Regions from separate parts of the Homo sapiens genome. Here region 2 is linked to region 1. A link is a loop called in an ENCODE intact Hi-C map of the cell type or tissue named here. Cell type or tissue: Calu3. All regions are shown on one strand. Region 1 overlaps ZSWIM6 (zinc finger SWIM-type containing 6). Region 2 overlaps LINC02057 (long intergenic non-protein coding RNA 2057).

What was found. Hi-C counts contacts between places; a loop is a spot of excess contacts. Peaks named below come from ENCODE experiments on the same cell type or tissue, not always from the same donor. Only the 100,000 strongest peaks of a DNase experiment are listed, where the experiment ranks them.
Region 2: a loop joins it to region 1, with 4 times the contacts of the local background. A loop is called at or near these places in 1 of 110 quality-filtered maps.

What each region holds. Positions count from the first base shown.
Region 1 is chr5:61,401,445-61,403,944 of GRCh38, forward strand. All of the region lies in intron 1 of ZSWIM6 (zinc finger SWIM-type containing 6), which reads left to right. Among named protein-coding and RNA genes, the nearest start is that of ZSWIM6, 70 kb to the left of the region's middle. In Calu3, no CTCF peak of the experiment used is centred here; no DNase peak of the experiment used is centred here.
Region 2 is chr5:61,253,978-61,256,477 of GRCh38, forward strand. All of the region lies in intron 1 of LINC02057 (long intergenic non-protein coding RNA 2057), which reads right to left. Among named protein-coding and RNA genes, the nearest start is that of LINC02057, 9.7 kb to the right of the region's middle. In Calu3, no CTCF peak of the experiment used is centred here; a DNase peak (open chromatin) is centred at 1,344.

The DNA.
Region 1 (2,500 bases):
ATGCTGTATGTTGAAAAATTACATTTTAGAAAATAAAGGGTATATAGATACCCTTTATTATGAGGTTTCATAAAATATCTCATATATTATGAGGTATATGAGATAGGTTAAAAAATCTGAATGACATTTACCTGAAAAATAGCTAGTAAAAAACATACTGTATAAGAATGTAATGGGATAATGGTGCATCAGAAATACTACATAAATTATCTGTCTAAAGAGAGGTATCCAGATTTGACATGGAGGTAGTTTATAGGGTAGGCCACATCTGCATTATTGTATTTTGTAACTTGTTCTTTGTAATATAATTTACTTAGTTGCATCAACCTATATGACCTTTTCTTAATTTGATATACTACAAAAGAAGCTTTAGCATAAATGTTTTCAAAATAATATCACTGCCCAAATGTCCCATTAAGCCAAGCATTTTATGAATCAGCAAGACCAGTCTCCTCTCCCTGCTGTCATTTCTTTTGTCCTTCCCCTTTTCTCCCTCCTGCCAAGTACTTGCATATCTGTGTGCTTATGTTAGCAGCATCCACACTGATACCTGTTCTCTTTTTTTTTCACCCTAGCTCCAGGGGTAAAAGGAGAGACTGAAAAAAAAATATTCTGGAAGTCTTAGATATGGGATAAAATTCAAGGAAATGATTTCTTATCATCTTGTCACCTTTAAAATGTCGTTAATGGAACATGTACATCCTGAGTTTGTAGATATTTCTGTGTTTGGGATGCCTTTTAGTGTAAAGTATCAAGCAGCAAATAGAGCACACATTCTGTAGAATTAAAGAACCTTAGAAAAGATGACTATGAAAATTTTAAGTACATTTAGGGGAAGGAATGATTCAATGGAGAGAATGAATTTGAAGATATATCCATAAATGCTTGAAGTTCTAATGTGGTTTTTAGTTACAGCAGATCTTTTAAAACTACAATGGAATTTTGCCATTATGTCACTCATTATAGTTGGAATTCTACTTTAACTAGATTTGTTTTCTGATTTATATGAAACCTTAATTGCTTGAAGTATAGACTTAAGTTAAAATTTTGTAGCATGGATTCCAGAGATTCTAGTTTGTTTTTTTTTTCCCCCCAGGAAGAAAAACAGGAAGTACTATGTCCAGAAACTAACCAAATGAAGGTGTTTTTAATGACTAACTTTCTTCAGAGAATAAGATACTGTATGGTTTCTAGATTACAGTGCTTTAGGGCTAAATGTGGAAACTGGAACTCCAATATAAGGTTTTGCACCTTAAAGGTTAAGTATCCATTTGTATCCAATAACAACTTAGGAAATTTAAAGTTGTTATTCCCACAATAATTATTACTTTGTCCCTATGGGAATATTTAGAATTTGTATTTTTGGGCATAATATCTTATTTATATTTCACTGTATTTATAGTTGAACCTTATATCTAAATGAATGAGAGAAATTAACTCATTTTTGTATGTAATTTAATTGTGTAGCATTCACTAATTGCTAATGATTTGCACACATGAACAAATCAAACAAAAATCTCTGCTCTTATGTTGTACACTTAGGTAATAAGGTGGTAAATGCATGTATCTAACTCTGGATCTCATGGTAAAATTAAGAGAGTAATTGTGCATTACACCAGGAATAATGTGCTGTTTACAAGTGGATGTCACTTGCCAAGTTTACACATCTGATTTAGAAGAAACAAAGATTTCAGACTTAATTGAGGACACATGTCTTTGATAGCTTTCTTGAGGTAACTCTAGTCCTTTAAGACTATCTTGAAACCATCAGCAGGATTTATTTTAAAAATCCTCCAGTTGAGGCAGCCATTTAAAATTGAGTAATTATTCCCTGGGGCCCAGTTCTTTATTACCAAAATTATAGCATTTTTAGGGTTTAGAACTCTCTTGGGCTCTTAAAGCCATGTTGTTTAGAAAAATTAAAATGTAAAAAATGGCCTAAGATTTCTAAACCATGTGACCTGTGGTCAGTCCTGTTCCTCTTGCTATAGAGCAGGGGACCATTGTAAACAGGAAAATTCTAATCCATATGCAGCTAGCAACTTCAGCCTTTCACAGACTAACAACTAAGACCACTATGAGCCCTATAGCTCCTTTATTTCTCGCATGGGTGCCTCATCACATGGAGGCCAGGGAAGAAGGAGCCTGGGAAAAGGAACACTTTGTCTTCAGATTTAGAAAGCACACTTGGAAAAGAAAAGAGAATCTTTTGAATAAAATCAGAAGGGAATACACGCCTGTAAACAAGATTCTGGAATCGTACAAAATAATGTATGCTTAGACTCTGCGTGTGAGTGGAAACCTTTTTTGGCCAGTGTAGATTTTTGTCATAAGAGGAAGCAGTTTTTAATGTGCAGTTCTTAGTTTTCAATCTTGGGAGCTTCTTGATAATTAAGTGATGTTTTTGACAGTGAGGAAATTAAATTATGTGGGAATTCACTCCCTGAAGTATATTTTTGAGTAGCTTTCCTTGGATAGTTTAACTGTAGTCTTGTCTTCC
Region 2 (2,500 bases), 150 kb before region 1:
TTTCTGAATACAGGTATTTAGAAGTCAATTATTGCTATAAAAAGGGGGCATTTACTTCTCTATAATGTTACTGAGTAATGTATAGATGCTTTCTTTATGTCTGGCATTTAACCCTTATAACAATGTGGGAAGTAGGTATTTTTACTCTTATTTTATAGGAAACAGTCACTTAGAGATGAAATACCTTGCTCAAAGACACACTGGTATTAGGTGGCAGCATAGGGTCTGTTATGAGGTCTGGGTGACTTCTAAGCCAAGACTTGAGGTGCCAGCATCCAACTTACAGGGTTGTTCTATGCTGCGACCTCATGAGCTAAGGGAAGGAATGAGGACCCAAATAACACAGCCTCACTGGCACCACCTAAATCCACAGGCTTCCCCACTGCCCACTGCAAGCCTCAAAGCAGGTAGGGGGCGGGGGTTGTAAAGGGAAGGCATGGGCAGCCTGAGACCCCAGACTCAGCTTCCCTAAGGTTGCTCATCCAATGTGGAGAAGGTCTTTTGAGTGCCTCTAATGTGGAGAGGTGTTTCAAGGCTCTTTGTGCTGTCAGGGCAGGGAGCCTGTGCCCTTGTGCTCCAGAGAATCAGGTGGGATTCTCAGAAACAAGGCGAAAGAAAAAGAGAGGACAGGAGCTGGAGAATCCATGCTAAAGAAGAGGAGCAGGGGACTGGAGAGGGCCAGCTCACACTGTTCAGTAAACGCTGTGATAGAAATGTGCCTGGTGTGGCTAAAAGAGGACTTGTTGATTTGTGAAAGAGTGCTATGTTTCAATATGTGGGGGCTGCATTTTAAGAGCTGTCCTACAAATTTTAGAAGGAAAAGAAATGTCCCACGGGCAATCTCAATCAAATGAAGTGGTGTATGCTTAATCAAATCAACAAGAATGGAACTTTTCAGAGGTTTTAAGATGCCTTTATTGTATTTATATTAGCCTCTGGGGTTAATGAGAAAGTCTTGCTAATAATGGTTTTTATATAAAATTGGTTGTAACATAAATTAAAAAGAAAAAATTTGGTTGTAAGAGGAGAGGTAGTTATCACTCAGGTTAATGATGACCCAGTGCCATAATTTCACAGCTGGTAAAATCAACTTGCAGTAGCATTTGAGTTGTTCCTTTAATCCAGGTCTTGGACACAGGAACCAGTGGCCATGAAGCAGAGCTGCTCCACACCGGGCTGCCTGGTGACTTGCATACCTTGTATAGAGCTTTTACATGGTCAGAGAGACTGACCATATCCAATACTCATTTTTACATTCTTCCATGGAAAAGTGGATTCAGATTAGGATCAGCCCTACTAATAAGCACCCCAGACATAATCAGCCACCTTCCCTGAGGCTACATTTCTCATACAGTGTCCTTGTTCTGGGTATGTGACTAATCACAGAGCTCTGATAAAGTAGTGTGTGTTTAGCGTAAATTATAAACTGGATGTTGGGCTGACATTTTGGCCTGATAGAGCTAAAACAGGTATTTCCAGCTTTGTCAGATCAAACTTATCACCTAATGGATACTTTCGGAAGTCTGTAGCTGATTCCTCATCTACTTAAGTTTCAGTAGCTTCTCTTCTCCAGATGAACATAAGATTACAAACTTCAAGTAGCCATTTGGTTAGTACCATTGCCATTAAGTAGGTGAATAATAAACTGCTCAAGGACTCACACTTGCCCTTTCTTGTCCTCTTCCAAAGGGACAGACTCTTACTCTCAGTAGCCCATATCAGTATTTGAGCATTCTTACAGGCAAATTCTCCCTTAAATCCAGCCAGAGTCTCTCCTGCTTTAATTCCATTTCCTCTTTCACTTAGGTCTTCAGAAGTCTTGTAGAATAACAGTTTGACACCCCTCCCATAAAACTCTCCAGGAGCTTGGAAACAGCAACCAAGTTCTTTCATAGGCTTCTCTACCGTAAGGTAAAACTTCTGATTCCTTTTTTTTTTTTTTTTTTTTTGACAGAGTCTCATTCTGTTACCCAAGCTGAGTGTAGTGGCATGATTTTCTGTTTCATCAGCTTTAGATAAGTCATAAGAATACTGCAGCCTTCACCTCCCCAGTTCAAGCAATCCTCCCACTTCAGCCTCCCAAGTAGCTGGTACTAGAGACACATGCCACCACGCCAGGCTAATTTTTTTATTTATTAAAAAAAATTTTTGGTAGAGACGGAGTCTAGCTATGTTGCCCAGGCTACTGTCTAACTCCTGGACTCAAGTGATCCTCCCTGCTCAGCTTCCCAAAGTGCTGGGATTACAAGCATGAACCACTGCACCCAGCAACCTCTGATTCCTTTTAACTTTCTAGTTTCATTCTGTTCCTCCTAGTAGAGGACTCCTGAATCTTCTCTGGGTTTCCCCCATCTTTATTAAAGTGTATAGGATTCAACTAAGGATTAATTATCTCTCAAAATGGAAGTCTCAGGCAGAGTGGCTCCAGCCCAAGCAAACAACCAAGGCTCTCTCTACAGTTTCTAGTAGGTTGGGGATGTCCCCCACTCATGTTGCAAGA